Linked DNA regions of Homo sapiens: region 2 is linked to region 1. The links are chromatin contacts, found by Hi-C in ENCODE. All regions are on one chromosome and are shown on one strand. The core of a region is the stretch at or near the end of the contact, and the rest is flanking DNA. Distances in the headings are between cores, read along the strand shown. Region 1 has its middle 62 kb from the start of MOGAT1. Region 2 overlaps DOCK10 (dedicator of cytokinesis 10).

Evidence for each region. Hi-C counts contacts between places; a loop is a spot of excess contacts on that map. Pooled maps may share reads with other maps.
Region 2: a loop to region 1 is called in a map with no recorded cell type, with 4 times the contacts of the local background. The contact joins two enhancer-like sites. A Hi-C loop is called at or near these places in 2 of 37 single-sample maps with no recorded cell type and 1 of 50 pooled maps.

Annotation. Positions count from the first base shown.
Region 1 is chr2:222,732,131-222,735,640 of GRCh38, forward strand. No RefSeq gene overlaps it. Among named protein-coding and RNA genes, the nearest start is that of MOGAT1, 62 kb to the left of the region's middle. RefSeq lists a silencer at 1,960-2,254. Within about 2 kb of position 1,966, at least 7 of the 41 ENCODE cell types and tissues checked have a DNase peak (open chromatin) inside an H3K27ac peak, as active enhancers do.
Region 2 is chr2:224,929,421-224,932,930 of GRCh38, forward strand. DOCK10 (dedicator of cytokinesis 10) reads right to left here. Exons shown (of 56, transcript NM_014689.3): 2 at 2,129-2,248. Among named protein-coding and RNA genes, the nearest start is that of MIR4439, 79 kb to the right of the region's middle. Within about 2 kb of position 1,656, at least 6 of the 41 ENCODE cell types and tissues checked have a DNase peak (open chromatin) inside an H3K27ac peak, as active enhancers do.

The DNA of each region.
Region 1 (3,510 bases), core at 716-3,215:
CTACATGGAGATGATGGGTGGAGGAGAAAAATAGGTGCAAGAATGCGAGGGAGTCAAATCCTCCTGTTGCATGGGAGAGTGCTAACAGATGAGGTCTAAAATTAAAAAGTGAAGAAGCAGCAGTTTAAGCATGCAATGTAGACATATAGAAAAAGCAAAAGGAGTTGAAAATTACTGACGCTGGAAGCAGGATTGGAAGGTGAGGCAGAAGACTGCTGGTTTTCATTATAAGCTAGGACTGTTTGATTGATTCATCCATGCCCATGATGATGTTAAAATATATTTTAATATTTTTATTGGTTTTAATATTGACATTTTATACTTTAAAATAACAAAAAATACTACTTCATATTTTAAAGACTATCTTCCAAGAAGATGTTGAGATATAAATGTAGTAGAAGCCTCTATATGACGTGATCAGTGTGAGATTACTGTCGAAGCACTAGGGCGAAAAGGCAATTTAAAGGAAACTTGGACTTAAGACCTGAGACATTTGAAAGAATCCTGGAACTTTCCTGGGGGAAAGTGGGAATTCCTATTTTAAGAAATCTGAGCAAACTGTTATAGGCCAAGCTGCCAAATGTCTGTAGAGGGTTGGCAGGTGTTGTAGAAACTGCAGATCCTCTGGTTTTTAAAATTTTGTTTATATACTTGAATAATAGGAAGTCAGTTTGTTTGGATAATATCTGGAAATGAGACTTTTCTTTTTAAGTTATAACAGAAATACTTTGCATAGCTTTAGTCAAACACTAGTAATTGACTCCTCAGAAAACCCCCTCCCATCCCCCCAGCTGGTGTCCCATTAAACGAGTTGGATACTTGCTTTCTCTGTCTTCCTCTCAGCCAAGAATGCCCATGTGACCTAGTTTTGGCCAATGAGATATAAGGGAGTCTGCTTAGGGGCTTCTAGATGTTTCCTCCTGCCTGATGGGAGGTTAGTGCACAAGGAGAAAGATTCTGCATCCTGCTTTTGAACAGTGTGATGATATCATTTTGGAGCTGTCTGTGGTCATCTTAGCAAACCATGAGGGCAATTCCAAAGGAGTTATGAAGACAACAGTCCAAAACCCTGGCATCGATATATCCCAAACAAACACCAGTAACTAACTTAGGTGTCCCTGTTATGCAAGAGCAATATAGCCAAGATCAATCTGGTTTTCTGATGTTTGCAACCAAAAGCATCCCTACTCTCACCATTGGTCCGAATATGCCATTGGGTTATTTTTACAAATGATATCGTGGTCTCAGTGATTAGGCAGTATTGAGTGAAGGGAGGTAAAATGATTTACTCACATCAATGTGATCATTCCATTCAATTCATACTTTTGTAAGACAGTTTATAATGGAGCCCCTGAAGAGGTGTGCCTTGACACACAGATGTTGCAAGTGCGATGAATTTTTGACCCCTCAATCCTGGGGGTTAGCAAGAGAGGACTGGAGTAGCAGGAGTCTCTAGGGCTACCAGAGTCCCAGAGCAGTGAAAACTCCCTCTGGGCCTCTTTACCTGTTTACCCAAATCACTGTGCAAATCTAATCCTTTCCTCACAGTGCTGTCAAGTCAAATATGCCAGGAAGCCATACTCTGGGATTTACTTATGGCATTTATGTGCATTCTCTCTCTCTTGGTTTTCACAGAAGCATTCTGAAGTTATTATTAATCTCATCTTCCAAATGCAGAAATTGAGATTTAAATCTCAGCGCCCCAATCCGTACAGCCATTTGGTAGCAGAGTCAGAATTTGGAACTAGGGCTCCAGACTCACTCTCCTGCTGCAGAGAATAAGCATCCTTATTATTCCCAGCTCCCCATTCTCATTATACACTTTCCTCTGAGCGTACCTGACAATGGTCGACTTTCATTGCTGAGAGGGGGTGGCGGGAGGAGGAAGCGAATGGGGTGATGTGATGTAAGCCAGGAGAACGAGGGTGGCTCAGCCAACTCAAATCTCTTTGTTCATGGTTTGTGAAGATGTGACAAGACCAGAGAAGCCAGAACAGAAGATAGAGGCCACATTGTTCTGCTGGCCTGGGGCCGAATGTACTTCCTCACCATGTGTTTCTTTAGCCTCCTGAACTTTGCTCGATGGCATTGTACTGGCCACTGTGCCAGCTGCTCAGGGTGGGAAAAAGAAGGAAGAGTTTGCGTGGGAGCAATCTGGGCTATGTCCCAGCATATGTGGCATTTCTGCTTGTTTCTTTAACTTCCAGAGCTGTTTGTCTGAGACTTTCAGCCCTGGGGCTACTACTGGTCAGAATGTTTTATTTCCACTTGTGAACCAGGATGGTGGGGATCTGGAAGAGAACTAGAGGCATCTGGGGACCAGAGGGTTAGTCCAGCCTTCTCCAGGATGAATCCATTTCCCCAAATCACAAAACCAGTTAGTGACAGAGGCAAGAAAGGGACGAAATTCTCCCCCAAGTTAGTAGAGCTGGCTCAGGGAGAGTCCAGTTTGGAAGCCGCTTCCTGGATGTGTGACCCTGGCCAAGAAACTTCTCTCCAAGCTGGAGGTTCTCCATCTGTAAAGTAGGGATTATAAAAGTGCCTTTTCTGTAGGAATGAAAGAAGTAGTTGAGGTTATTCATGTAAATAGCAAACTCTACTGCCTGAGCACACAGGATGTGCTGAAATGTTTGGTTTCTATTATTACTGATTCCTAGACAGCTTCTCTCTGTTCAGTTTTGCAGCTCTTTAGTGTGCTAATAGCTAACTGTGAGGATCACAACAGAAAGTGTTCCATTCATCAAAACACACTTAGAGCTGGGCTAAGTAACTCATATCTGTAATCCCAGCGCTTTGGGAGGCTGGGACTATAGGTGTGAGCTACTCAGCCCAGGTCTAAGGAGTTCAAGACAGTCTGTACTAAAAATACAAAAATTAGCCTGGCATGGTGGTGTGCGCCTGCAATCCCAGCTACTCAGGAAGCTGAGGCAGGAGAACCACTTGAACCCAGGAGGTGGAGGTTGCAGTGAGCCGAGATCGTGCCACCGCACTCCAGCCTGGGTGACAGAGTGAGACTCTGTCTCAAAAAAAAAAAAAAAAAAAAAGAAAAAGAAGTAGAAAAAGAAAAAGACCAGCCTGGGCAACATAGACTCTATCTCTGTAAAAAATTGCCAGGCATGTGTGTGTGTGTGTGTCTGTGGTTCCAGCTACTCATGAGGCTGAGGCAGGAGGATCACTTGAGCCCAGATGCCTGAGGCTGCAGGGAGCTGTGACCATACCTCTGCACTCCAGCCTGGGTCACAGAGTGAGATCCTGTCTTAAAACAAACAAAAAACCAAAATCAAAACCAAAAAAACCCCCTCACTTTACTGTATGTAAGTTATAACTTAATAAAATTGAATTTGGTTTTATGTTGAAGTATTTATTCTATCACAAACCATCAAGCCTCATTAAAAACATGTAACGCTGTCATTTCAGCAGATCCTTACACAATTATAGCTGCAACTGAAACCATGACAGCAAAAGGTATCAGTTTAGAGGGAACTGAATTTTTTAAAGTGTTTTAACATT
Region 2 (3,510 bases), core at 406-2,905, 2.2 Mb after region 1:
GCTGATCTTTTACCCCAGTTGGGAATGAGGGTGACGGTGTATGATGGGCCGGGATGGGGTGGGAGAGGGTAGGCTATGGCTTTGAGAAATGGGCAAGGACCACATCTCGAAGCAGGCATTGGGTCATGCCGAGGTGATTGCACTTCATTTTGAAGGCAGTGGGGGAGCCACAGAAGGGTTTTAAGCAGCCATGGAATAAAATAGTTCAGTGTATTTATTGGAATGTTCACACTGGAAAAACAAAGAGTTATTCTTGTATTGTCTGTTACGCTGCCAAGAATGATAAAGATCAAGGAGTAATCAGAGACACTCCTCAATTTAAATGAGCATGGGAAGATGCCAAAACTTTACAGCCCATCTACCTGCATCCTCCACTCTCTTTTTGAGCTGGGAGGCCTTGAAGTAGCATTTGACATATTTTTGAAGGACATAACTAGGAGAAAAGATGCTCCTGGATTCATGATTTTTGGTGGTGTTTGACATAAAGAGGCTGTTCAAGGCTGGACGTGGTGGCTCACCCCTGTAATCCCAGCACTCTGTGAGGCCGAGATGGGTGGATCACTTGAGGTCATGAGTTCAAGACCAGCATGGCCAACATGGCAAAACCCCATCTCTACTAAAATTACAAAAATTAGCCGGGTGTGGTGGCATGCACCTGTAATCCCAGCTACTTGGGAGGCTGAGGCAGGAGAATCACCTGAACCCAGGAGGTGGAGGAGGTTGCAGTGAGCCAAGAATATGGCACTGCACTTCAGCCTGGGTGACAGAGTGACACTCGGTAAAAAAAAAAAAAAAAAAAGAAAGAAAGAAGAAAGAAAGAAAGAAAAAGACTGTTCATCAGGTTAATCTTCAGTCTGAAAAATGAAAATGAGGATGTGGAATTTAAAAAAATGCGGTTTAACTTTATGCTTGCAGTTCAACTTCCAGTGGCCTAGTCCAACCACGGAAATGAGATCTCTGCACGAGATAAGTCTCTCTCAAAATGTGCCAGCACTCAAGTGGAAGCCGTTTAAAATTTTGAAAAACATTGGAAGAGTTTCTTTCTTTCTGTTTACAAATCTGTCTCCTTTTTTCCATGATTCTTCACACTTGAAACAGAAAATCATTAACTTCCATATACCTTCTTTTTCATGAATCCATGGAGGAAGGTGAAAAAAAAAAAAACTCTTTAAAAGCCAGAAGCCAGACCTGCCCTCAAAGTAAGAGAGAAAATGGAAGTTTGAGGCTGCTTGAGGAATGTGTGGGCACTGAGACCCATGCTCCCTGATAGAGGTTTGCATGGACAATGGCTGTTTCACAGGGATACCCTTCAGCTGCCTTTTTATTTGCCTTAAGATGTTGAAGTTTGTGATGTCTGAGACCACCTTTCTTTTAGGAAGAGACAGGAAAGTTTAATAGCTGCCCATTGAGATCTCTGTTTGACAGTTAGATATTAGATCACAATTTAAAAACATTTAAGACCACAAGGTAACAGTATTTTATGTTTGGAACATGTGGGTGCTCACCATCCACAACTTTGTGTTTGTCTCCAAAGCGAATTTCCTTTTCATTCATTATCTCTACTATCCTCAGAGGCTGTCTGTGTGGTAGTGTGCATTGTCCTAAAGGGGACTATCTGAGACCGCCAATCTCTCCATGAAGATGTTCTAGCCTACCTTTCTTTGCCCCCAGGTGTCAGTATCTCCTTATGAAAGACAAACCAAGATTAAGGGTGATTTTTAAGAACTGCATCTTTTGTGCTAATGGAGTCCTGTCTTTGCCATTGGTTGGTTTCAGTTGCTTGGAAGCTTTCAGTTAGAAATGGCTGAGGGAGGAAGTGCTCTGTGAGTCCAGGTAAGGCAGTGGTTAGAAACCCAGACATTGGCAGGCACACGAGTGCCAGCTGGAACCGGGCAGTGTCCTGGGCCTCCTCCCAGTCCCCAGTGGCCACTGACTCACTCAGCCTCCAATCTTTCAACTTGAGGGGGCCCTGGGGTACTTTCTATTATAGGATGTGAACTCCTGCTGCAGAGACTGAGATGTAGGGTGGCCACAGGGAGGCCTGGACTCTCTGAATCTACAGGGAAAGACAATGACCCAATGTGTAGGGCCCTCCTGAATCTAAATGGCTTGAGAAGAGAAGACTTACTGAAAAGTCATCACTGGGGAAGAACAAGAGATCTTGAAGAGGATCATTCCGGTAGGTCTTTTCAAGTTCTTCAATGACAGTCTCATAATCCAAAGGCTCGAGAAGCCTAGGCTTTTCTTGCTGTAGAAAAAGAAAATATGGTATTAATCACTGACATACACCATCTCCCTTTTCTATGCCTGGTTGGATTTCATCTCTTAGTTATCATTGAGGCTTTAACACTGCACAATCCTTCCAATGCAGTCACAGAGACTCCAGGAATTTAGGGCAAAGCCACACACCTATTATTTCCAGATTTGAAATAATATGAGAAAATCCTAAAATACCTGATATCTCCCTCAGAAATTCAAGCTGTTCTTATTGAGTCCCCAAGGCTCATGATACCCAGCCCTATCACATCCACAGAATAGATGTTTATGTAAATTTTATCTTTGTCAACATGAAGAAAGACCTTCTGCTTACTTGCTACGGTATTATGATGATTATCATCATTTCTTCTGAATTAGATACTTCCTCATGAGTTCTGTTGGGTCTATTTAAAAATGTTGGCACCTTGTTAGCAATGAAAGTATCACAGGCACTCTTGGTTGTCACGAACACATGGATCCTGTGTCAGGATTAATTGCTTGGCTCTGAGCCTCTTTGTCTCTACAGAGACAAGCTAGGTCATTTTCTAATAGAACTGAACGACAGGACTATTATGGATGCAGTGTGATGAAAATGGATAAGTGAAAAAATAGCCCGATAATCACATTGCATTAGATTCCTGAAGCCAAGAGGGAATGTGCTCCCCTCAAAGAAGCCCCTCATAGTGCCAAAAATAAAAATAAAATAGAGGGAGAAATGTGACAGTTTCATTATAGGGTTGATGTGTTTGTTCCAATTGTACAGAACTCATAAGGTGAGAAAAGTGGACCCTCCCTCGCCGCAAAACACAACAAAATCCAAAACAGAAAACCAAAAACACAATCTGCATCCTCTAACCCTTTTGATGAAGCATTTATGCAACCTAAGTGAAAAGCGGTGGTCCTCTGGGTTATTTTGGGGCTCCTAGAAGCTTGAGTGGTTCCTACAAAATTTGAACGCTAAAGTGATCCCATAAGTGAAAAAAATTATTATTTTTCTTTTTCACGTAAGTGACATCAACAGATACTTCCCCACCAAACTCTTCCTTCCCCACACTCACACATGCCACCCTTCCTCATTCTGCAAAGTACACAGAGTTAGCTTTGACTCCTAAGGCTTTCTTTGGAAGATCTCTTCTGATAAGGCCCTAGGAACTTTCATTGACATTTTAATAAATGCTAATGGGCTTTTCAAAGTAGCAGTCAATATATATTTTGATAATTTTCCAAATATAAAAAATAAAACAAATGTGAACA